3 separate regions of the Homo sapiens genome follow, and regions 2 and 3 are each linked to region 1. A link is an interaction called in ENCODE POLR2A ChIA-PET data of the cell type or tissue named here. Cell type or tissue: MCF 10A. All regions are shown on one strand.

Evidence for each region. Peaks named below come from ENCODE experiments on the same cell type or tissue, not always from the same donor. Only the 100,000 strongest peaks of a DNase experiment are listed, where the experiment ranks them.
Region 2: POLR2A ChIA-PET joins it to region 1 with 19 read pairs; 4 of 35 experiments call an interaction of 5 or more read pairs at or near these places.
Region 3: POLR2A ChIA-PET joins it to region 1 with 19 read pairs; 2 of 35 experiments call an interaction of 5 or more read pairs at or near these places.

Annotation. Positions count from the first base shown.
Region 1 is chr1:209,351,368-209,359,367 of GRCh38, reverse strand. No RefSeq gene overlaps it. Among named protein-coding and RNA genes, the nearest start is that of LINC01698, 17 kb to the left of the region's middle. In MCF 10A, CTCF peaks have their summits at 2,044 (motif pointing left) and 4,867 (motif pointing right); DNase peaks (open chromatin) are centred at 2,047, 3,787, 4,397 and 4,867.
Region 2 is chr1:209,244,993-209,252,992 of GRCh38, reverse strand. All of the region lies in intron 2 of LOC105372896 (a long non-coding RNA gene), which reads left to right. Among named protein-coding and RNA genes, the nearest start is that of LINC01696, 76 kb to the left of the region's middle. In MCF 10A, a CTCF peak has its summit at 4,132 (motif pointing right); a DNase peak (open chromatin) is centred at 4,142.
Region 3 is chr1:209,203,673-209,211,672 of GRCh38, reverse strand. LOC105372896 (a long non-coding RNA gene) reads left to right here. Exons shown (of 5, transcript XR_922530.4): 5 at 1-239. Among named protein-coding and RNA genes, the nearest start is that of LINC01696, 120 kb to the left of the region's middle. RefSeq lists an enhancer at 3,724-3,783. In MCF 10A, a CTCF peak has its summit at 3,840 (motif pointing right); a DNase peak (open chromatin) is centred at 3,822.

The DNA of each region.
Region 1 (8,000 bases):
AGAGAGGACATAAAGTGGTGAGAGAAGAACTATAAGTAGAAAATAAATATATGAAAAATGTCCAACCTTACTGTCTATCAAAGAAATACAAATTAAAACAAAGATGGAATTTCAATTATCTATCAATTTGGTAAAGTACTGAACGTTTGATTCTGTCCAGGGTTCTGAGCTCCTGGTGTAGTAGTCCCCAGCTCTGAAGAAGAGTCTGTGAATTGGCTCAAGCTTTCTGCAGGGAACTTTGGCCATTGATATTGAAAGCCTTAAAAGGAGCCACAGCTACTGGCATAGCCAGTACGTTTCTGGAAACTCACTTTCAGAAGATATCAGACAAATGTACAAATATGCATAAGCAGGATTGTTGATAACAGCATTATTTGAGTGTACAGGAAACTGTAAACCTACATGTTCAAAAATTATAGTACAATATCATAGTAGAACATTGTACAGTCATTAAAATGCTGATACATAGGGTTATATCTATTGATGTGGAAGGATGATCATATTATATTATAAAGTGAGAATATTTAGTCAGGTTTTCTTTTTTAACGAACAAAGTGGAGCTATTTTGAAGGTGGTTATTTTCTGTAGTCTGTAATTTTAAACTTTTCTGTGTCTTCTAATTTTTCTATAGTGAACATGGATTATTTGTTTTAAAAAACAAATGACACACGTAGTAGGCAGACTAATGGCCCCTTCTCCAAAATGTCCTCACCTTAATTCCTAAAACCTGTGAATATGTGAGGTGATATGGCAAAAGGAGCTTTGAAAATGTAGTTAAGTTAAAGAGCCTGAGATGGAGAGATGATCCTGGTTTATCTGGGTGGGCCCAGTGTAATCACAGTGGTCCTTATAAGAAGAAGTTAGGAGGGTCAGAGTCATAGAGATTTACACTGCTAGATGTTACACTGCTAATTTTGAAGATGGAGGGAGAGGCCACCAGCCTAGGAATGCAGGGAGCTTTAAGCAGCTAAAAATAGCTAAGAAGCAAATTCTCCCCTAGAGCCTCCAGAATGCAACACAGCCCTGCTGACACCTTGATTTTAGCCCAGTGAGACATCTTCTTCTTTTTTTAAAATACTTTATGGTCTAGGGTACATTGGCAGAATGTGCAGGTTTGTTACATAGGTATAAAAATGCCATGGTGGTTTCCTGCACCCATCAACCCGTCATCTACATTAGGTATTTCTCCTAATGCTATCCCTCCCCTAGCCCCCCACACCTGGACAGGCGTGGGTGTGTGATGTTGCCCTCCCTGTGTCTGTGTGTTCTTATTGTTCAACAACCACTTATGAGTGAGAACATGCGGTGTTTGGTTTTCTGTTCTTGTGTTAGTTTGCTGAGAATGATGGTTTCCAGCTTCATCCACGTCCCTGCAAAGGACATGAACTCATCCTTTTTTTATGACTGTATTGTATTCCATGGTAAAAAAAGGGAATCCTCCCTAACTCATTTTATGAGGCCAGCATCATCCTCATACCAAAACCTGGCAAAGACACAACAAAAAAAGAAAATTTTAGGCCAATATCCCTGAGGAACATTGATGCGAAAATCCTCAATAAAATACTGGCAAACCAAATCCAGCAGCACATCAAAAAGGTTATCCACCACGATCAAGTTGGCTTCATCCCTGGGATACAAGGCTGGCTCAACATACACAAATCAATCAATGTAATCCATCACATAAACAGAGCCAATGACAAAACCACATGATTATATCAATAGATGCAGAAAAGGCCTTTGAGAAAATTCAACAGCCTTTCATGCTAAAAACTCTCAATAAACTACGTATTGATGGAATGTATCTCAAAATAATAAGAGCTATTTATGACAAACCCACAGCCAATATCATACTGAATGGGCAAAAACTGGAAGCATTCCCTCAACTGGTACAAGACAAGGATGCCCTCTCTCATGACTCCCAGTGAGACTTCTGACCTAAGAACTGTAAGGGAATAAATTTGTATGACTAAATTTGTGGCAATTTGTTACAGCAGCAGTAGAAAATGAGCACAACACGTTTCTCAGGCCTGTAAAATCACCGCCCTCTATCGGGCTCTGCTGGGTGGAGGAGGAGTAGGACATGGAAGAGCTTTTGGTTTAGGGACAATCTTTCTTAGGCCATAGTTAAAGTTGGGGAATGTGCACAATCAGCAGTAGGCTAAGAGATCCTCCTTATGAAGAATCACTACTCCGTAAAGTTGGTTTCGAGACTATTTTTAGTTGTTTAATTGTTTCCTTCTCTTTAAACTTGGGAATGCTAGGGATCTGTGCTTACCTTGCGCATTCCTATATCCCTTGAGTAGCACCAAGCCCAGGAGCTACTCAGCCCACAGTCACTTGCTTTTGAATAGAAGGATCAAATTCCAGGAGCTACAGTCTACTCTCTGAAGCTGACCTTCCACCTGATGCAGAAACTCAGGGCTAATTTTCTAGTTTTCTTCTCTCTTTTTGTGCAGCTGGTGTAGAGTTTAAAGAAATTGTGTTCTTTCCTTCACACTCAGATGGTTATTCCTTCTAGATTTCAGAAGCCTAGAATTGAGGTTTCAGCACTTGGACACCCACTCACCCACATTTAAAATCACAAAGAACCATGGCGCTGAAGTGGTAGTTTAATACTTGGTCTGTGGAGATATACACACAAGTCTCTGTAGGATCCTGTTTTCAAAAATTTCAAGAGTGCCATTGGCTGGTGTCTACAAAGAAGAGTTGCAGGATCTCAGAGCAGAACTGAGCCCTGACTCAAGTGTAAGAAAGAGGTTGTTCATCGTCTTCTAGGCTCAAGCGTCCCTAGAGTCCTTCGACTACCTCCTTTCACAAAAGTCTGGGATCCTTGGAGGCATTTCGAGAGGATAGAGTGGGGCTGGTTGTTTCAGTGTCTCTCCAAAGAATGTTGTCAGTTCCCTGTGGAATCCGCCAAGGCCCAAGGCCGTGTGGGGCTCCCAGTGGTGTCAGAAAGGAGTCAAATGCCTACTCCCAAACACAGCATCACTCACTCATCTTGGTTTAAATCTTAAAGGGATAGGAGAAGAAAGAACTTTCTTGCAGATGTGCTTCTTTACCACTGAAAGGAAGCAGCCTTCCTCAGAAAGTGACAACCTCCTTGTTGAAGAAGTAGAACTGAGGCAGGGTCTGAAAGAGCCTTGGGAAGAAGACTCTGGCTCTGGAGGGAGTTGGATTCTATTCTCTCCCAACTCTGAATCACATGACCCCATAATCCTTAGATATAAGCTGGGTCAAGCAGGCTTGCAGTAAACTGTGATCACAAATAGTTAATGGGGGAAACGGTCTCGGCCAGTGCAGTTGAAGATAAAATTAAAGAGCTTGAAGAACACATAATGGGAGGGAGGAAAAGAAAGACTAATTGGTAGAATAAAACCCTGCCCTAAATCTACAGAAATCTTAAATCCACAAAGGTGCAGGATTATAAAACCCATCCATAAGTAACAAGGTGATCCACATAGATTTCCTTCAGCTGTGCGAGAGAGCAGGCTGCTAGCTATGCCCGCTCTAGCTTCTTCCAACATGAATTTGCCGGTTCTTTTCCTGCTCCAGTTTGTCCTCATTTAAATGAAGCTGGTTATGTTTGCACCTCCTGGTTTTGCCTCTGTGCTCGTATACCAAGGAGTTGCCCGTCCCTGCTAAGCAGAGGCACAATCCAGGCGGGAGAAGCAGGGGATTAACATTTGCATGTTGTGTCTCTGTTCCAAGAGCTGTGCAAGGGGTTTCAGCATTTATGGTCTGATGTAATTAAAAGTCATTCTCCACACCCTCTTCTCTTCATTCCCTGGAGGGATTCAGGGAAGGAAGGACATGAAACTTGTCATTGGCTTCTTGCCTGTCAGCAGCTCACAGAGCTGTGGGAGGACAGGGGCCTTTTCTGGGAATTGCATTAGGCAGCACACCTGACCAGGAGTTTCTTGTTTTTGTTATTTTAAAATAAAATCTTGGGGCCGGGGACGGTGGCTCACACCTGTAATCCCAGCACTTTCAGAGGGTGAGGCAGGCAGATCACTTGAGGTCAGGAGTTGGAGAACAGCCTGATCAACATGGCGAAACCCCATCTTTACTAAAAATACAAAAATTAGTCGGGTGTGGTGGTGGTGCATGCCTTTAATCCCAGTTACTCAGGAAGCTGAGGCAGGAGAATCGCTTGAATCCGGGAGGCGGAGCTTGCAGTGAGCCGAGACTGTGCCACTGCACTCCAGCCTGGGTGACAGAGCGAGACTCCATCTCAAAAAAATAAAAATAAAATAAAATAAAAAACAATCTTGATACTAAGTTGTGATAGATCCTGGCCACAGTTTGCCTGTGACTCTTCTACATAAATTCAGCAGCCCAAGGCTGCAACTTTACATGGACATAACTAAAGACTAGTGCTTGTAGTGGACTGATCCCCAGAGGCAACCAGATGCAAATATCGCCAATGTTTTCTCTTCTATGGCCTTCCTCTGCTTTCCTGTCTACTTACTGTAGCGGCCAGTAAAGGCACCAAGCTTAGGGCCGAGGAGCTTTTCAAATATTTTTCTTAGGAAAATATGAAAAAGCCCTCCTCCCCACAACAACAACAAAAAACCCTCACATTGGCTCCATAATTCAAAAAGAAAACCAATGTTTAACTACTGTCTACAAAACATGCCAACTAACTCAAAAGCAACTCAACTCTTAGCTACATGTAAATTTATTTAGTGTGGGATGTGGGTGCATTTTAGTGTCTTTGAAGTAATGCAGGATGCGACCTCTAAAATAAGCTTGCCTGAGGCCCAGGAAAGCTTTGCAGCGTTCTTCTACGTGGCTTCTGGGAAGGCTCCAGCCCCTACAGAAGTAGTGAGGCCTTCAGCGGTTTCTCCTGCACCTGCTTCTGAACACTAGGTGGCAGCACGGAACTTCCTAAGTCTTCTCCAGAGGCTGAGTACAAACCTGAGCAATTCCACCTTAAGAAGGGCCATGCACAGAACCATGCAAAAAGTGCAGTAATTCTTGGACGTGGCTAATCTCTATAATTCACCAGATTGCAGATACAAGTGACAGCTGCAATAGGGGTGATGTTCTCTCATTCGCTGTGTCACCGGGATGCTATTTCGAATTTTCCCGAGATTAGAAAAAGGATTCCAATTGCCCCCAGGGCCTTGCCGTGTAATTTTTATCAGTCTTGATCTGTGAGTTCCCCTAGGCAGCGCGTGTGCCTGTATGTGTGTGTGCGCTCGCGCGCGCGTGCTCACACGTGTGTGAATAGGTCCTTGGTGAGATATGAGGCTCTTGTGGACCACACAGAAGTTGTTTCAGAGGATGAATTTCCAGATTCATCCCCAACTCCAAGACTCTTGCCTTCTCACTTGTTCATTCCTTCAGATTCAGTGGTGCAGCGCCAGCTTCATAGCCATACAATCTGTGCAGTTGTACGTTGCCTGGTGTTCAGCAGGTCCCTATCTTTGATTTCATATTCTGCTGTCACTGTCTTGAAATTCTTAATACTTCTTGAACAAGGAGTCCTTCATATTTACTTTGTACTGGGCTCCATATATGTTATATAGCTGGTCCTACTGTGGAAAATTATGGCCAGAGGTAAATTTCTCTCTAAGATGTGACTCTGTTCTTTCTCAGCATCATCTCAATGACTGGCTTGTCTTAGACTTGAGAATGGGAAAAACGTGGGCTTTTGGTCAGATGTACTTGGATGCAGGTTGGGAGCCTGCTACTTACTGCCTATGTGACCTAGAGCACATTTGTTAACCTCTGCAAGACCACCTCATCCTTTAGAAGAATACAATCGTCCTTTCCTCATAAGATGTGGTGAGTACGAAGTGCTAGGATCCATGCAAAATGCCTAGCACACAGTAGGTATTCAACAAACATTCCTTTATTTGCCCCCATCTCTCCTGGAAATCACCGTCAATTATTTCTACATTATCTCCCCTGTCCAGAGTACCCAGCCTTAGTTGGAGTTAAAGCTTGGTTTTATTTACAGTGAAGCAGGTTTAGGGCAAATGTTCAGTCTCTAACCCATCTCGCTGTGAGTTGAAAGCAGTTTCTTATTCTATTCAGGTCTCTGTGTTGAGCGAGATGCATGACCAAACTGTGGTTATGATTTCTGCACCACGGGAAAAACTGGCTTTACAGAGCTACCTACTGTTTGGGGAACCTCTAAAGAGAGCTTCTGATTGAAATGCCATCTTCAAGGAATTTCCCTTGTACTAATTAGCTTAATATGTTGCACTTGTATAATGTGTTTTTCTCCTAGGATCTGTGGATACTTGGCAAACAGCCATTAATCACATCCTCTTACCTTGATGTCAGATGACTGCAGTTGACACATTCATATCCCTGCCTGGATAGGGAGTTGGAGGGCCCTGGGTCTGAGGCCTGCCTCTGCTCACCATTTTTGTGTGGTCTTGAACAACTTTTCTGGACCTCAGTTACTTCATGTGTAAATTGAGGTTAATAAATTATATTTGGAAATTGATTCTATGGCTAAATTCTATGAAGATGAGATAGTCTCCAAATAGAACACTCTTTATAAAGTAGAAATAATTCCGCAATGCAAAGGATGACAATATTACATTTTGACAGTGAAGTTCAGGTTTAAATTCCAGTGCTATATTGAACATTATGCTTTTGTAGGCATTGAAATTTCCTCTTGCGAGGACTGGGATTGGATATCCAAGAGGCAAATGGAAAATTCCTTTGACCACTAAGATGTTAATTGGCTTTAAGATAATGTTCTGCAAACAGTCCATTTGCCCAACACTAACAAAAAATGAGTACACACCGGAGGCTTGATGAATTCTCACTGGGCCTTTTCAGGACATCCTTAGGTCCAAGTGACTCTGTGTCATCCCACCTATCTATTGATGAAGGTCAGGCAAACTAGGGTCACCACTTGTGACTTGAAGCATTGCCCTGTCTTCTCATCTTGACAGTAAGCTCCTTGAGGGAAAGTCGGGGGTAAAGTGGTATTTGCCATTACATACTGAACATAGTCTCTGCATCAGTAGGCCCTCAACAATGACTGCAGTGTGAAAGGGGATGGCTGAGTTAGTCCACCACTGCCGACTTCAAAGGTTCTCCAAAAAGCTCAGCAGCTGTGTAAGAAGAAAACCGTCCGGTAGTGCCTCTGTGGCCTGAGCTAAAGTCTCCCATTCAAGAACAACTTTCCTGTACCAGGCTGATGCTGACTTAGCCTTTAACCTGCGAGGTTCTTCCTCGATAAATGCAGTTACTTTTGGTGATTTCGTTAGTCTTATGAAGGATTTTTGGTGACTGGTGTGGGAAAGTTTATCAAAATTGTACCCCACATCTTTCAAAAGGGCCAAAGTGCTATTATCCTATTAAAAATCAGAAGGCCTTTCAATGTGAGCTTTGAGAGAATAAGGCTGTAGTTATGAAGTAGCTGGAGCTTCTCACTATTAAACTGCAGATATGATCTCAGACTGCTTTATCATTTAATTCATATGCTAAGTGTATCTATATGAATTTCTACTTATATATTCTTGTATGTCTATATGCTTTTTAACATTTTTGAGCCTATCCCTTTCTACCAGCTTGCACAGTTCTTCCCATAGACATCAGACAGGAACGAAACTGACATTATATATTACTGATCATTAAAGATTGATACTATCTCTCATTTAATGAAAGGAGATAGCTATTTACAACATTGATTAAAAGATGAATTTAGTGTGTATCGTGTAAGCTATAGGGAGAATGGGGAATAGACCTTAAGCCATCTGTCCCTGACTAATCATTCTGTTATGATAATTAAGGCCACAGTTTTGTTTTTGTTTTTTTTTTTTTTTTTAAGTTGGCCCCTGGAAGGGAAGCAAAGCTTGGAATCTCTTGGAGTTAAATAGCCTCTGAAGCAAAAGGTCAATTTCTTTTAGCCCCAAATCATGAACCCCCTTTGGTATAACACTCACTCCTCATCCTAATTGTCTTTCTTCCTGGCAGGAGGCAGCTGACCTTGACCTGATCCACGGCACTTTAACTCTGGTAGAGATGGGGCT
Region 2 (8,000 bases), 110 kb after region 1:
CCTGGCATTAGTTCTGATATCAACCACAGAATCACGTCAATGTTCCAGAAACACCTGGGCCCTAGCTACAGCTGCTGGGGTAGGGCAAACCTACACTTCCAGCATAGCACAGCTGGGGCGGTCTAGGCAGATTTGCCATCAGGTGTCATTCTCTCTCTCTCTTTCTCTCCATCTCCCCCTCCAGCCCCCAGCTCTTTCTGCCACCCTACCCATTTTTTTCTCTCTTCTTTTCTTTCTCCTATTCTGCTTGCAAAATGCAGCTAGAGGACACACATGTTTATTCTACTCCATTGTTCTTTCAAGTCAGTGTGTATTTATCTTTTGCAAACTAAAGAGCTCAAGGGAGAACTGTTTCTGAGTCTACCAGATGACAAAAAGAGCCAATCGATTGAGTCGGAAAGCCTGTCAATTCAGCGGAACATCTTTGGCATGAGTGGTGTGTGAACAAAACAGGATTCAATTTTCCACTTTTTGCCAGGTTTCTCTTTGGCAGTGAGTAGACCACATCCAAATGCTATGCCAGGTGCAATAAACCACCCTCTTCATTTCTAAGTGGCTATCTTTCCACTTCACCTTAAAGTGGATACCAGTAAGCCTCTGTATGTTAAGTGTAAATGAGTGGTTTTATAAATAATGTCCCTAAGGACTGGAGACTCCCTGGAGCTTGAGGCAGAGAGTATGGGACAATGGTAGGAAGGAGGTGATGTGATGTGACATAGCCAGAGAATTGGAGAAGTTGGGGATGGAGAGAAACTGTTATTCAATGGATGGGGCTAAGCAGGGAAAGAATATTTGAAAAAATAAGAGTGAGAACTTGAGGCATGGCCACTGCAAGCTGGATAATGCTTAAGATGGAAGCATTGGCCAGGTTCCCACACTGTGCATAGCCCAGTGGCTTAAAAGGTCTTACGCATTTGTGGCCTCAGGAAATGGCAGTGTGACATCACGACACTGTGTTTACATGGGATATGGGGGCAAGAGATGGGGGTCTGTGCCCTACTCTGCCATTCCTCTTCTTCCTTCTTTCCTCCCTTTCATCTTTCTTCATTTAATTATTGCTAAGATTGTAAGGGACTCTTGAGTAATATTTACATGTGTCTTAGCCACATTCAGTGTTAAATTCAAAGAGTTGGTTTCAATCCAGCCAGCCAGTGCAAAAAGCTTCTAAACGCCAGGATACGATTTCAAAAAGCTAGCAGGCTGGTAATTCCCCATCCAGAACCCTCCACCACCATTAGGTCAATAGATGGAGGTGGGGAGAGAGTTTGGACAATCTATCCAACCAAAATGAAGCTACAACAATAAAACAAAATGGAAGCCATTATATGAGTAATAATAGAGACAGACATTCGCAGACAAACTGGCCATAAATGCAAGAAGGAAGAACCGGAGAACTGAGAATGAAGGAAAATCTGAATTAGTCAGGATTTTCCTGATTACAAGGGGTAGAAACCTATCTTGACCAAGCTTAAGTGAAAAGGAAGTTTATTGGTTGATCTCATTAAAAAGCCCAGGATTACACTGACTGCAGGCACACTGGAGGCTCCAATGCCACCTGGTGTTCCAATGCCACCTGGAATGACACATCTTTGCTCTTCTCTGTATTAGCTTCAGTTTCAGACACACTTTTGCTTGTAGTGGCAAGAGAGCCCCCAGCATTTCCAGACTCAAACTCCATCTCACTAGTACCAGGAAAAGTTCCAGGTGGGCTCCCATTGGATCAATTTGAGCCATGTTCCTTCTCTGAACTAATTACTGTGGCCAGGGGAATAGGATGTCTTTATGGATCATGCCTTAGCCAGTTGTTCACCCCTGAAGCCTGGAGTGGGGCCAACCACACCCAAAGTACATGGTCTGAGAGTAAGCAAGAAATGATTCCGCCAGGAAAATCAGGAGTCTTCTTTACAGAAGAGCAAAGATGCTGGCAGGCAAAAACAACAGATGTCCACCCCAGATGCCAACAAGAAGCCAAAGTCATAAAACTGAACCAAGTACAGTTATGTACCGGTTTCTGGAATCCACCAGGAAAGGGTCAGATCTATATGAGGACTCAAGGTGTAAATGACAATTGCCCAGACGGCATTCTATATAAGGGTCTCTTTTTTAATAAATGTTTCAGGCCCTCCCTGGCCTGCTCCTTAACGCTTTAGAAAGAAACCTACTCTTTCTAGGCCTGACCCCAGAAACCCTAGTGCAGAAAGGGATCCCTTTGTAGAATGCAAGAGTGTCCTCCTGCCTTTCACTTTTTCATTCTCACAAAGTCTGGTCTTAAATCTTCACCCAGGCTAGACTCCTCCCCACCACATACATCTGTTTCTCCATTGATGCTACAGAGTAATCAGAAAGGGTCATTGGTATTGCTGTTCTGGTGAACATATCCATTGAAACAGATGCGTAGCAGATACCTGGGGCAGGAGTGGGAGTTGAGCAATGTGGCCCCGGCATAACTAGCATGAAGAAAAACCAAGGTAGAAGAGAAGAAGTGAGGAGCTGCCTAACAGGTTATATTTACCAAAATGTTTAAAAGGAAGGAGGAGGAAGCATACTTATTAGAAGATCTATCTCCATTTAAACAGCTCGCAAAATTAGCCGTCTCACCCATATGCCAAACACTGACAAAGAAAACACAACAGTCCTAGCACAAAAAAAGAGAGAGCAGAGCTGCAGTCTCAGGCTCTGAGAGGGCTCATTATCAAAGCTCTGTCTCCATCCTGTTGATATCAATCCTGGCAGGGCACCGTGGCTGCTGCCAGTGGAGAGGAAAAAATTACCCAGGCTGACGCCTCCAAATAATTGATAATTTGCCTCCTAAATGAACAAATCAAGTAAGATTTAATTGTTGGCGGGGACTGCCATCCAGGAACAGCAAAGTATATAATTGCTTAAGCATTACATATGGCTTTCCACGCATCCCCCCTCCCTCCCCCTTTCTTTTTATAAACCAAACATAATTGTTTAATGACATTGATGGGGAATAGACTTGTGACATTAAAAATGACACTTATGACATAACTGTCAGTTGATGACAGCTCACTGACAGCGCCAGTGAGAAATTAATCATTTTAGATGCTTTATGGTTTGCTCATTTAATGTCACAAATAAGATCTTGCTATCTAACCACATATAATCTCTCCCCGACAACCAACTCTGGTCCCTCTCCAGGGACAGTTTGGTTATTATCCTGCCTCTGGTATGGGGGCTGGCTGAGTGGGGCCTGGGGTAAGATTTTAGGAATAGTTGGTGGTGGGTTACCTGCAGGGAGGGGCTAGAAATTCCCTGGGGAAATTTGCACCTGAGCGGAGTCCACATTTAGTTCTCTCACTTGCCACTTGTTTAAGGAAGCTTTCAGGGGGAAAGAGCTAAACTGTTGGGACTGATTCTAATAAAGACAGAAAGCTGAGGAAGTAGAGAGGCTATTTTTAGCTGGTTAATGGGGAGTAAATGGGGCCACCCTGTGATATGCTAAGATATGCCTTGTGCTCATTGCTGACTGGTACTCCCACACTCTCTGCTGGGCAGACATCTGTTAATTGCTTTCTGTTGGACTTCACTTTGACATTTGGAGAAATGGAAGGAGACTACCTAACTATTTTCTCCCTAAACGATGTCTCTGTGGAGCTTGGGAGCAAGGGAGGAAGGAAGTGAGGTGAGTTGGAAGCTTGCTCTCTGCTCGAGTTTGCTAAAACCTTCAACACAGTGTGCCCAAGGCACTTTGGCCTGGATTTTATTGAAAACCCCTGTGTGGGCTCCAGACAATCCGTCACTGAAGTCTTTTCTTCCATGCTGCATTGGCCTGTGGTCTATTTAATCCGAACACATGCTTATCTCTCTACCCACCTTTCCATACATTTTACTAATCTTGTAAATAGATTCTAAAAAAATAATAAAATAAACTTTCCAATTTATAACAAAAAATGTTCTTCATCTCGTTGTGCATGCATCAGTGCTTTCTTGAGGAGGCAGCTCCTGTCACCAAGCAGCAGAAGGCTAAAAATCAAGCTTCCTAGGGTGAAGGTGGTAGTTTCACTCGTACGTAATCTTACCCTGCCTTTTCTTTCATTTAGACACCTAAGTTGCATTTGTATTTGCATTTAGTTAGGTTTAGCTATGTGGTGTAGTGCAATTAATGGCCACTAGGTGGCAACAAAGGACCTCTTGGCCTGATTATTGGCTGTAGGCAGTGACTGATACAGGTGAAATGAGCCTGCCTTCTGTTATAACAGTACCAGTGAAGACTTATTTGATGCTAACCACCTGGCAGGCACCATCATAAGTGCTTGCTTCTTATACATTAACACTTCGATCTGCAACAATCCTGTGAGTATTACAGAGATTAAGGAACTCACTCACATACCTAGCAGTTGGCAGAGCTGAAATTTAGCTTCGGTTCTGACTAATGACAAAGGCTGTATTCTTAGACTGCACTTTACTACACCCTTAAAAAATACCCTTCCAGTTTGGGGAAGAAGTTGAATAGCCAAAACAAATGCCTCACCATCACTGAGCTCTGAAGCTTCCTTCACATAAAATAAGAAGAAAAGGACACAGAAAGAGCAAATTTATCAAGGTACACAGACTCTCAGAGTTGGACAATTCTTGACCCTGTAGCCTAGGCTCCCATCCAGTAGAGGGGTCTCCCTGGCACAGCCCTGAAAGAAGATCACATGGTCTCTGCCAGACGACTTCTGGGAACTGGTCGCCAAATGAAGGTGGCATGAGTTTCTTCTCTGTCTGCTCATGGTGACTTTTCTTTCTAAGAAGAGGAATTCAGAGAGAAGAGACCAAAAAAAAAAAAAATCCGAACAAACAAATTCATAGCCCCTATCCATCAAAGTAGCTCTAGGGAACAATATGGATATGATGGTTAATTTCATCTGTCCACTTGACTGGACTGTGGGGTGCCTAGACACCTGGTCACATATTATTATGAGTGTGTCTGTAAAGGTGTTTCTGAAAGAGATTAACATTTGAATCGGTAGACTGAGGGAAGCAGATTGTCCTTGCTAATGTGTGCTAGCCCCATCTGATCTGTTGAAGGCTTGAATAGAACAAAAAGGCTGACCCTGCCTAGAGTAAGAGAGAATTCCCCCTGCCTGCCTGACTGCCTTTGAGCTGGGACATCATTTGTTTCCTGATGTTGGATTCAGACTAAAACATTGGCTATTCCTGGGTCTTGAGGCTGCTGGCATTTGGATTGGAACTTACAACATGGGCTCTCCTGGGGCAGCTTGCCACTCCAGATCTTGGGACTTAGCCTCCATAGTTGCATGAGCTAATTTCTTATTTTATTTATATGTAATATATACTATACATATGAATATACAATATATAATATGTATTATACATATGAATATATAACATATAATATATATTATACATATGAATATATAATATATATTATACATATGAATATGTAATATATATGAATATATAATATATTATACATATGAATATATAATATATATAAAATAACAATTAGCTGTATATCATAATATATAGAATTATAATGTATATTACATATAATATATATATAATACGTATTTTACACACATGCACATACATATCCTATTGGTCTATTTCTCTGAAGAACACAGACTAGTACAAAAGGTCAACCAAAAAAATCTAAATTATAAAAGAATGAAAGCTGCCTCCTTATTATATGTAGTGCGTGGTTAAGCAGGAGGGACTCTGTTGTCAGACCACCTGGGCTTTAGTGCTGGCTCTGCTCCCTCCTGTTTGTCCTAGGAAGCTTCAGTGACCTCTTTATAAAGGGGATAATCATAAATGAGATGATGCAGATACAATTCTTTGCACAGTGCTTGGCAATTAGTAAGTGTCTGTTACTTTCCTCAGGTATTTGTTATTTCTTTCAATCAGTTACCAAGCAATCTTGGCAAAATAACTTACTCTACTTTTTTCACAAATGAAAAAACCTAGAGGGGAAAAAATAGGCATAACTCTCCTCTTTTTTCTTCTTGGAAGGGATGCATGAGGTCAAAATGGATTAAAAAAGGGCCAGGCATGGTGACTCATGCCTGTAATCCCAGCGCTTTGGGAGGCTGAGGCAAGAGGATCACTGCAAGGCTCATGACCACTGCAAAGAATCATCATTTAGTCAGTAACCGCTTCCAAAGGAAAGGAGAGAAGCCTTCCTGGAGAGCCCAGCCAGTGCAAACAGCAGTCATTTCTGTGTCACAGCTCTCGGCTTATTCAAACAGGAAAGTGCAGTGGAATGCAGACTGCCAGGGAAAAGCATTCTTACAATATAATGCACATAGCTTTGTGGGCCTCCCTTAGTTTTAAAAATTATTTCTTAAGAAAGAAAGAGGCCTCCCTGGTGTAGATATAAAATTCTTTTAGGCCGGGCACAGTGGCTCACGCCTGTAATCCCAGCACTTTGGGAGGCCGAGGCAGGCAGATCGCTTGAGGTCAGGAGTTCAAGACCAGCCTGGCTAACATGGCAAAACTGTCTCTACTAAAAATACAAAAATTAGCCAGATGCAGTGGCGCGCGCCTGAAATCCCAGCTACTCGGGAGGGTGAGGCAGGAGAATCACTTAAACCTGGGAGCCGGAGTTTGCAGTGAGCCAAGATTGTGCCACTGCATTCCAGCCTGGGTGACAGAGCAAGAGCTTGTCTCAAAATAAATAAGTAAATAAATAAATAAATAAAATTCTTTCAGTGGCACCTGCACCTAGTAAATAGCATCTGATGGAGGAGACTCAAATGCCAGTGCTGAACTTCTGAGCAAGTGGGTTCTCCTCCTTCAGTTCTTGACTCTGTCTTTCCCTCTCCACATTGACATCACTCACATTGCTGGGGAGTTTGTACACTCTCGTGGCTTCAGCTAATCCCTCTCAGAAGGAAACTAGAAGACCTTCCTCTGCATGCAACTCAACAACTGGACATTTCCACCCAGATGTCCAACTATGGCCTAGAACGCTACATTCTGAGGTACCACTCCCTGTTCCTCGGGGCTCCTGGGCTAGACGGTTTGAGCTGATCTTGACCACACCCCTCCCCTTCATCAGTTCCTGCCATGGTTTGCTCTCAGCTGTCTTTCAGGTTTACTCTTCTCTCTGCATCCCCACAGCTCAGGTGTTTCAAGCTGCATGTCCAGGTGCCTTCAACAGCCTTCGGGAGGCTCCCTGTTTCTCACCTATCTTTTGTCAAATCAATCTTTTAAAATACTCCTTGTGCCTCAACCTTCCCTTGCTCCAGACCCCACAGATACTTCCCACTGCCTGCTCCCCAGGTACAAGCTTCTCAGCCTGGATTCCGTATTGTGCTCCTTTTCAGTCTATTCAACCATTATGCTATTTTCCAGCTTCAGCCAGCAGGCCCCTGCCTGCCCTCCAGCTCCGTGATGTTCCACCATCCCCCTTTGCACGTGCATTCAGCAGGTGTGTAATGAAAGCTGGAGGACTCTGTGCGTGTTCTCTACTTTCCCCTTTCCCCGCTGGCATCTACCACCCCGCATAGCCCTCCAAACCACTCCCACTTTATCTGCATTCTGATCCCATTTCTTCTTTGTAATTTAAATTTTAATTACACAAGTGATATAATGTTCTTTAAAAATAAACTTATAGAGAAGACTAAAGTCCCCTTTATCAGTTCCTCCAATCTTCCTCCTTCCCCCTTGCCCAGGTAGCATGGCTCAGTGCTTGAGGAGTATACTTCCAGGTATGGCTTTTTTTTTTTTTACATTTTCATATATATTTATATATGCTCATTAAGTATCTGTAGAATTTATGTTGTACGTGCCAATTAAAAATATCAATGGCATCATATATTTACATTTTGTAAACTTGTTGAACATCTATCCATGTTAGCCTACTTGGAGGAGCCTCACACTGGTTATCTGATGTGGACGGCTCTGTAGTATGAATAACCACTTATTTAACCATTACCTCTTTTATGGGCATTAGGTTATTCCAGTGTCTAGGTGTGCAAACTCTGTTTCATGAAACAATCCAGGAATCCTTCTTTTTGTCTGTGTGT
Region 3 (8,000 bases), 150 kb after region 1:
CTCTGTAGGGGATAGGCAAAGTTGTCTAATGAATCGTTGCCTGAATTCCTTATATATACTCATATTCAGCAAACGTGGTCTATGTCTTATCTGGTCTTCCTTACAAGCCCCCATATCCCCTGAGTGATGACAAAGAGACTAAAGTTTAATCTACCATGATATAAAACATGGCTTATTCTAAGGTAATGTCCCGAATTTGGGGATGGTACTCAGTCTCTCCTATTCTTTCCTCTTCTTTTCTGAGATAATGCTTGGGTGTGTGGCAGGGTGGGAGTGAGGGACTCACTTGGCTCTAGGATGGGATAGTGAAGAAGTGTCGATGTTGCCTTTGGATTCTCTTTTGGCCTCCAGTGATGAAGCCAGTGGCTAGTGTCACCCCCTGGGTTTGATCAAGGGCAGTAGTCCTTTCTAGCTGACTTCCCTGGCCTGCCTGGTAGACCCCTCTGTTTCTGTTTCTGCCACAGCTTCCATCTTCCCACCTAACCTCTGCTCTGAGTCCCCTTCCCTGGTCATAGTGAGCCCCATGGCAGGCCTTTTGACAGCCAGCTCAGCAGCCTTTCTTGTCTCACTGTTGAGGCTGCAGGTGGGGTGCTATGGGGACATCTGGGTCCCATCTGTGTCACTGAAACTCAAGGAGACCCACCTAAGCTAAGCCCTGAAGTGTGTTTACACTTCACCGTGCTGCATTACCAAATCAGTGTTGCTGTGGCGGTAACCCAGGGGCAGCCTGTGAAACATCTCCTTGGAGCAGAGCTCCCTTGTGGTAAGAGAGAAAAACCAGAGGGCTAATGCACATGTACCCCTTTGAGCCAAATCCAACTTCCTTTTTAACTCTGTTCTTCTCTCTGTGCCTTCTTTTTTCCCATCACCCCCTAAATGCCCTGCAAAATAACTTCCTTCTTCAGTACAGCAGTGACTCTCACAGCTTAGCTGTTATAGGCCACTGGGTTCCTTTCTCTAGACTCTGAGAAAATTCCATGAACAGAGATGTTTAGGCTTAATTCTTGCTAGACTTAAAAGGGACACCACGAAATTCAGAAAATCACATCTCAAGACAACATCACTTGTTTAGATGCAAATTCAATTATTCTTTCTACCAACAATAGCAGACTTTTAACTCTTTCTTACTTCTGTTAAAAATAAAAAAATCTCATTATCCTCCAGGGCAAAGGATCTCCTGGAAAAATTTTTTAAAAAGAAAAACATAGAACAGCACATTGAAACACATGACAGATGTTTCACAAGCTTCTATCTTCAAAGGAGCCCGGCATTATTCTGCAGAAGATGAAACCAAGGCACAGAACTGTAAAGAGACTTGCTCAAGGCCACACAGTTCACAGGCCCAGCTCTTCACTTCTAGGTCTCTTGCACCTTCCATAACATCATAGTATATCTAAAGTGAAGACCACAATTGGGAGCTCAGGAAAATAGGACCAGATAGGAAGAGCAGGGCTGGAAACTAGGCAGAGAAGTTAAGAATGAATAAGGCAGGAATGGAAGGCTATGGAAGATTTATAGGGAAAGGGATGGGGGTCAGGATAGAATCAGTGTTTAAGGATAATTTCCCAGAGATCAGCTGCAGGAGGTTTCTTTTCCTTACCACACGGGGGAAGGAAGCTGCTTGTTGCAGAACATCTCAGGAGGAGTGTTTCCGGAGATCTCTCCTCCTGGGCTCCTTCTCTGTGAATCCCTTGCTGATGAGCAGCACAGGCAAACCTGCAGAGAGGGTCTGAAGCCACCCAGTCCCTTCCTTACTCAGGGTGGGGTGGAGTGGAGCTGTGGAAAGACCCTCTGTCCTGCTCAGGGACCTCAGCTGCTCCTCAGCTTTCACAGTGATAACCCATTCTCCCTGGCGCCTTGGTGCAGCAGAGGAGGCAAGCACTATATAAATGCTAAACAGATGAGGCCGTGCTTGTCCCAGGAATAAATACACCATCCACTCCTGCTGTCAGTTCCGTACCTTTCATGAACACAGACACATCTCCCAGGAAGGGGAAAATGGTGGTGTCACTTCTCTATTTATTTTTGTGATTTTATCTCAATCATAGCAGCAGAATGTTGCTGCTTGTTCTATAGCGGAATGTTCTATTTTTTGTTGGTTTTTTCTTTTTTTTTGGTGTTATTGATTTATTTTTTTTTTTCAGAAGGACTTTATGGTTTGTTATTTTAATTTCCTGAATTCACATTCAGAAAATGGGATGTTTTCTTCTGATTGCCCCTCCAAAATAACAACAATAATAACCATCATTTGTATAGTGCCCTCACAGGCATTATCTCATAAAAATTTATTAGACCTGGACTCAGATGAAATGGATTCCTGTCTTGATTTCACCGTCTACTTGCTGTGTGACCTTGAATACATGACTTGGCCTCTCTGAGTCCTAGTTGATTCATTTGTATAATGAGCATCGTGAGAGACCTGTTTTTCCTAGCACAAATGCTTGTGCGAGGAGTAAATGGGATAATTTATATGAAAACTTGAGATAGGTATTGATTTTTAGATGAGAAATTTGAGGCACAGAGAAGCTAAGTGGCTTACACCAAGTGCTGTAGCTTATAAGCAGCCCAGGCTACATATAAACACAGGTCTTCTGATAACAAGTGATCTATCCATGAACCTGCAGCTTTGAGTGATGACTGAGACTTGGAGATGGACATGGAAGCCAATATTACAAAATGGAATCACAGTTAGCATTTATTAACACTACATGTCAGCCACTCTTCAAAGAATTTTTCTGAATGAATTCATCTAGTCATAATAACCCTATAAAGCTATCTCATGTTCATTTTACAGAGATTAAGTCATTTCCCCAAGATCACAGGAGCAGTAAGTGGAGTCATCTAAATTTGCACACAGACTGACTGCAGGACCTGTGTCATTAACCACTACCTTATCCTGCTTCTCTCAGATCACTCCTGTTCCATGCTACTGCAGGTCAGAGCGGATCATTTTCCAAATCAGCTCCAGGGGAGGTTGGGACTCACCTGGCCTCTAGGAACCTTTAAAAGAAGGAAGAGACTGGGGTGCAGGAGTATTGGGTCATTTCTCTGTGGAAACTCACTTCAAGGTCTGTCCTGGGGCTTAACTCTCTAGGTCTGTGATTCTCACACTTGCCCACATCAGAATCTCTTGGAGGGCTTGTTACAAGGCAGATGACTGGGCTCCATCCCTGGAACTTCCATTCTTTCAACCTGGGGTGGGACCTGAGAGTATGCATTTCTAACAAATTCTTAGGTGACGTGGATGCTGCTACCCAGGGACGGCATTCTGGCAAACAGTACCCAAAATGACAAACCATGGGACGACATCTGGGTCCCAGGTTCTGTATAAGAAAGAACTCGATCTGGACCCTAGAAAAGCCAAAAGCCCATTCGCGGGGTCTCTGTGAAAATGTTTAGCGCTCAAAAGAGCTGGGGGTGTCCTCCCCGGGCCACAGCTCCTCCGCAAGGGCGCTCACTGGGGCTGGCCGTGAACTGCGGGCTGAGGGCAATGGGCTCTGCATTATGGATGGATGAGCTCCGAAGCCCCCGCTGCAGATAAAGTAAACACACAGCCGCTGCAGCCGCGGGAAAGCCCGGGACCCAGCCACCCAGCCACCCAGCCCTCCCAGACAGAACTTTTCCTTCAGCTGTTGTTGTTTTCCTCTGCTGCTGCCTTCTCATCGCCTTGTACTGACAATAGTCGTAAATAACCGCAGTGCTGTAGAGAAATCATTTTAACAGGAGAGAGTCAAATAAATACATTAGACCTGACAGCTTAACTACGCGGAGTCCATTTGTATGTGGTGGCCGGCAGCTTCCCGAGGCTGACGGGGAACACAGAAGCCACAAGAGGGAGCGCCGAGCTCGCTGTGAGTCAGGCCGACGGCGGGCGGCCTCCCGAGCCCACCCCAAGCCCTGGAGTGGAGGCTTCCGCCTATGCTGAAACAAAGCTTTCAGGCTCCGACTTGCGTGGAAAAATAATGCCAACTCCTGCCTCCGTTCCCCAAGCCTCCAGAGTAATGATTTGGGGTTTAACTCGGCTGGGGGTTTAGGGTTACAGCTGGGGTTGAAGTGGTAGGACCAGTCTCCTGGCCCTGTGTCCCCCCCAACGAGGAGTGGAAGAGTCACCAGTCACAGCAGAAGCACCAGATGTTCATGCGTGTGCCACCCACATGTTCCTTTTCTGGCCCTGGTTTCCAGCAATGGTAGTTTCTGCCTAGCTCAGCTGATCCGGCAGATCGTGGAGCTTCTAAGCTCGATTCTCTGATTCCCAGGAGTATTTATCTGCCTCTTTTCCTCCCTGTGGGTGAGAGCCAAGGTGTCCTGATTCTCAGGCTGCTCACTCTTTCAGGAAGTGCTGAGGCTCGGTCACCAGGAAGGGCATGATAGACTCAGGGTACCAACTTCCTCTGGGCAAGCAAGCATCCATGGAGTGGATTCACAGAGTCTCGTGGGCTGGCTGTGCTCGGCCTGAAGCCCTCTGCTTCCTCCTTGTCAGGGCTCAGCAGCCTGTGAACTAGAGGGCTTCTTTTGTGACTGAACTGCACACCAGCGAGTGGGAGAGGAGCTCTCGGTGCAGAGTTGCCTATCTTGGGTTCAAACCTGCTGGCACCCAAACATCTGGAGGTCAGGGATGGGGAGGGCAGTGGGAGAGGCAGTCTTTGCATCCTCCGAGTTCTCACAGAGCTGGGTCTTCAGAAGGGGACAGAGAAACATAACCAAATGCTCTGCTGGCTAGTTGGTGGAGGTTTGATTTGTCTTTGCCGTCTTGCTAGGTCCCAGACTTCAAACTCCTTGTCAGCATGGACTGGATCTTAGTTGCTATTAAAAACCTAGAACCTAGCCGAATACTCACTACGTGGCAGTCTTTTTGTCAGTGCTTGATTATAGGGGACACATTTTAGAAATACTTACTAGTTGTCTTTGAGTCTGTGGTCATGAGGAGAATATTTCATATTCTCTAAAGGAAGTGTAGATATGACAGGTCAGATATAAAGAAACACTTGCTGACAATAAAATTATTAGATGCTATGGTAAATTCCGAAGTAGATTGTTGTCCGTATCTTGGGGACAGATTGGATCAGACCATGTCATTGTCTCCTTGAAGCTGGTAATATTTCCCTGTGGCTTTGAATGGAGCTCATGGTGGAGTGGGCTCCTATAGAACTGTCTGCTCAGCACTATCTTTTTTTTTTTTTAATTTGAGGATTTGACCCTCTGTCTATCCATAGGCTGCAGAATAGTAGCTGCATGAAGACATCCCTCCCCCAGTGCCCAGTTTTCTTATATTGGTTGAGGACTTGGCAAAGGACCCATGCTGGTTTGAACATTGTAATGCCCCATGTCCATAGCAGATTGTTCCATAGATACCTGACATAACCTAAGTTGAGTTAAATTCTTCCCTGGGAATTTTGGCACTGAAATGGGTAAAAAGAAGTCACTTTCTCTTTGCATTCCTTGAATGTAAGACTGAAAGCCAGGGTGCGTTGGCAGCCATGTTTCTCATTTTGTGGACAAGAAAAGTAAATGAGAAAGCATTTAAACAACACACGTACATATCATGCAGAGAAAAAGACAGGCAGAGAGAGAGAGAGAGAGGAGCAGAAATTTGTGATATCTAGATGACTGGATTACTGACAATATGCAAGTCTCTGCTTCCAGTTTTTTCCTTTTTTTTTTTTGAGACGGAGTCCCGCTCTGTCGCCCGGGCTGGAGTGCAGTGGTGCTACCTCTGCTCACTACAAGCTCTGCCTCCTGGGTTCACACCATTCTCCTGCCTCAGCCTCCCAAGTAGCTGGGACTACCGGCGCCCGCCACCATGCCCAACTAATTTTTTTTTTTTTTTTTTGCATTTTTAGTAGAGACAGGGTTTCACCATGTTGGCCAGGATGGTCTCGATCTCCTGACCTTGTGATCCACCCGCCTCAGCCTCCCAAAGTGCTGGGATTACAGGCGTGAGCCACCATGCCCGGCCTGCTTCCAGTTGTTTCTGAAGCCTAACTGTATCCTTCTTCCTGAGTCCTGTGAGACATCTTAGCACTTCTATAATAGTTTTTCTTAACAATGAGAACAACTCTCCCTGTCCCAAACCTGAGCTCCAGCCTGGGTATTGTTACTTGCAATTAAAAGGACTCGGCTAACTGTAGCATATAAAGCAATTGACAGTAAGATCAACTGTTGTAAAACAGTTGTAAAACCAACTTTTACAACTCTTATTTTCAATATTCTTCAACAGAATTTATCATCGCTCAAAACAGGCTGAGCAATTTTCTGCTTTTGTACTACGTGTATGTCTTCTCTGCCCAGAATTCTACAGAATTTCTTTATCTCCTTCAGCCTTTTATAAGATGTCCCCTGTCCTCTGAAGCTGCCCCAGACACTCAGAACAGATGCATTTGTTCCCTTAGCACTTCGCTCAGTCCTTGTAGAACATGTTCTTCTGTACTGGGATGGCAGAATTGTCTTCAGCACACGATTAGGATCTTGTCAAGAGTGGGAGCCATGCCCTTGTCATCCTTGCTTCCGTAATGCCTGACACATTCTAAACACAGAGGAGAGTTTGTGCAATGAGTATGAGGCTTATGTCCAAAAGCAGGGAAAGGTCCTTGTGGCCAGTAATTCCCAAAGGGTTGGATGGTAATGTGGAGGTAGGGAGGGAGGATGTATCGCAGAAACAAAGTGAACACAGCCTAGTCAATATCTCCATCTGTTTTCCTTCTTTTTTAGCCCCATTTAACTTGCACCCCTTTGTTCAACACACACACACACACACACACACACACACACACACTTCTCGCCACTCCCCTCTCGTGGCCCTAGCCCCGACCCAGTATTTAGAAGTGGCTCACACCTCGGTGTCTTCTACGATATTACACTCAGAGTCTTCGCCAAGCTCTAGTCGCCAGAGGGAACCCTTCAAACTCAAAGGCAAAAGAGAAAATTTAAAAAAAGGTTAGGGAGAGAGAGGAAAGAGGTGAGACAGAAGTAATATCCAATTTCAACATTTTGTACTTTGCCATTTAAACTTCCAGAGGCAACAACGATACAATTTGTATGTTTTGTATCATGCCTGCTTCCTTGTGGGAGTTTCATAAATTGATGATAACACAGCACATTTCTTTTAAGTCCTTAGACATTCAGTCTTTATTGCTTTATAAAGTCTGCTTTGGGCACAGATGAAATGAAACTGGTGAGATTTTGCTCTGTCCATTCTGCAAGTTCCATCACAGAATTTGCACCTGCTATGCAACTTGCATTCTGAAATAGCAAGTCATGTTACCAGAGGTATCTGAGACTGGCACTGAGAGGCCTGGGACAGTGGGTGACCCAGGGAGACTGAACAGCATCATCTCAGTGGCCGGTTGGAGAGGAAGGGACTTGATTAAACATCAGTCTAAGGGAACAGCCATGGCTTTCTGTAGCCTCCACATGCAGTGAGGATTTTCGGAAAATTATGCAAAATTCATTTCCCTCCAGCCCTATAATAAAATATATGCAATGTGTAACTAGAGAGTTTCTAATGTGGAAGTCCTAACACTCACCTGCTCTATTTAATTATTGGAATACAATGTGGTTTTTTTCCACAGCTGAAGAGCTGCACTAATAGGAATATTACATTGATGGACAAACTCACTCTCCAAGCCAATACATTTTTTGCTTTTATGCTGATTTTATGAAATACAAACGTGTGCCATTTGTAGTTCACAACAGAAAACGATGAGCTCTGCAATGTATCACTATCTGCCTATGCAGAGTTGGCCTCTTAAATTCAGCCTGGGAGAAAAGCCTTCACAATTGTTAATAAAAGGAATCAGACCTTTTCAGAAAGAGTTATAAAACTGCGAGACAGATGAAAATAATCTCAGACAAGTGGATTTTCAATTCTCTTACCCTCAATCCCCCCAAATCCGCCCCCCCGCCACCACGCCACACACACACTCACATATACAGGATTCATTCCCTTCTTGAACGAATTAATTTATTCCAGAGTGCAAGGGTGACTTAACTCATGCTGGCTA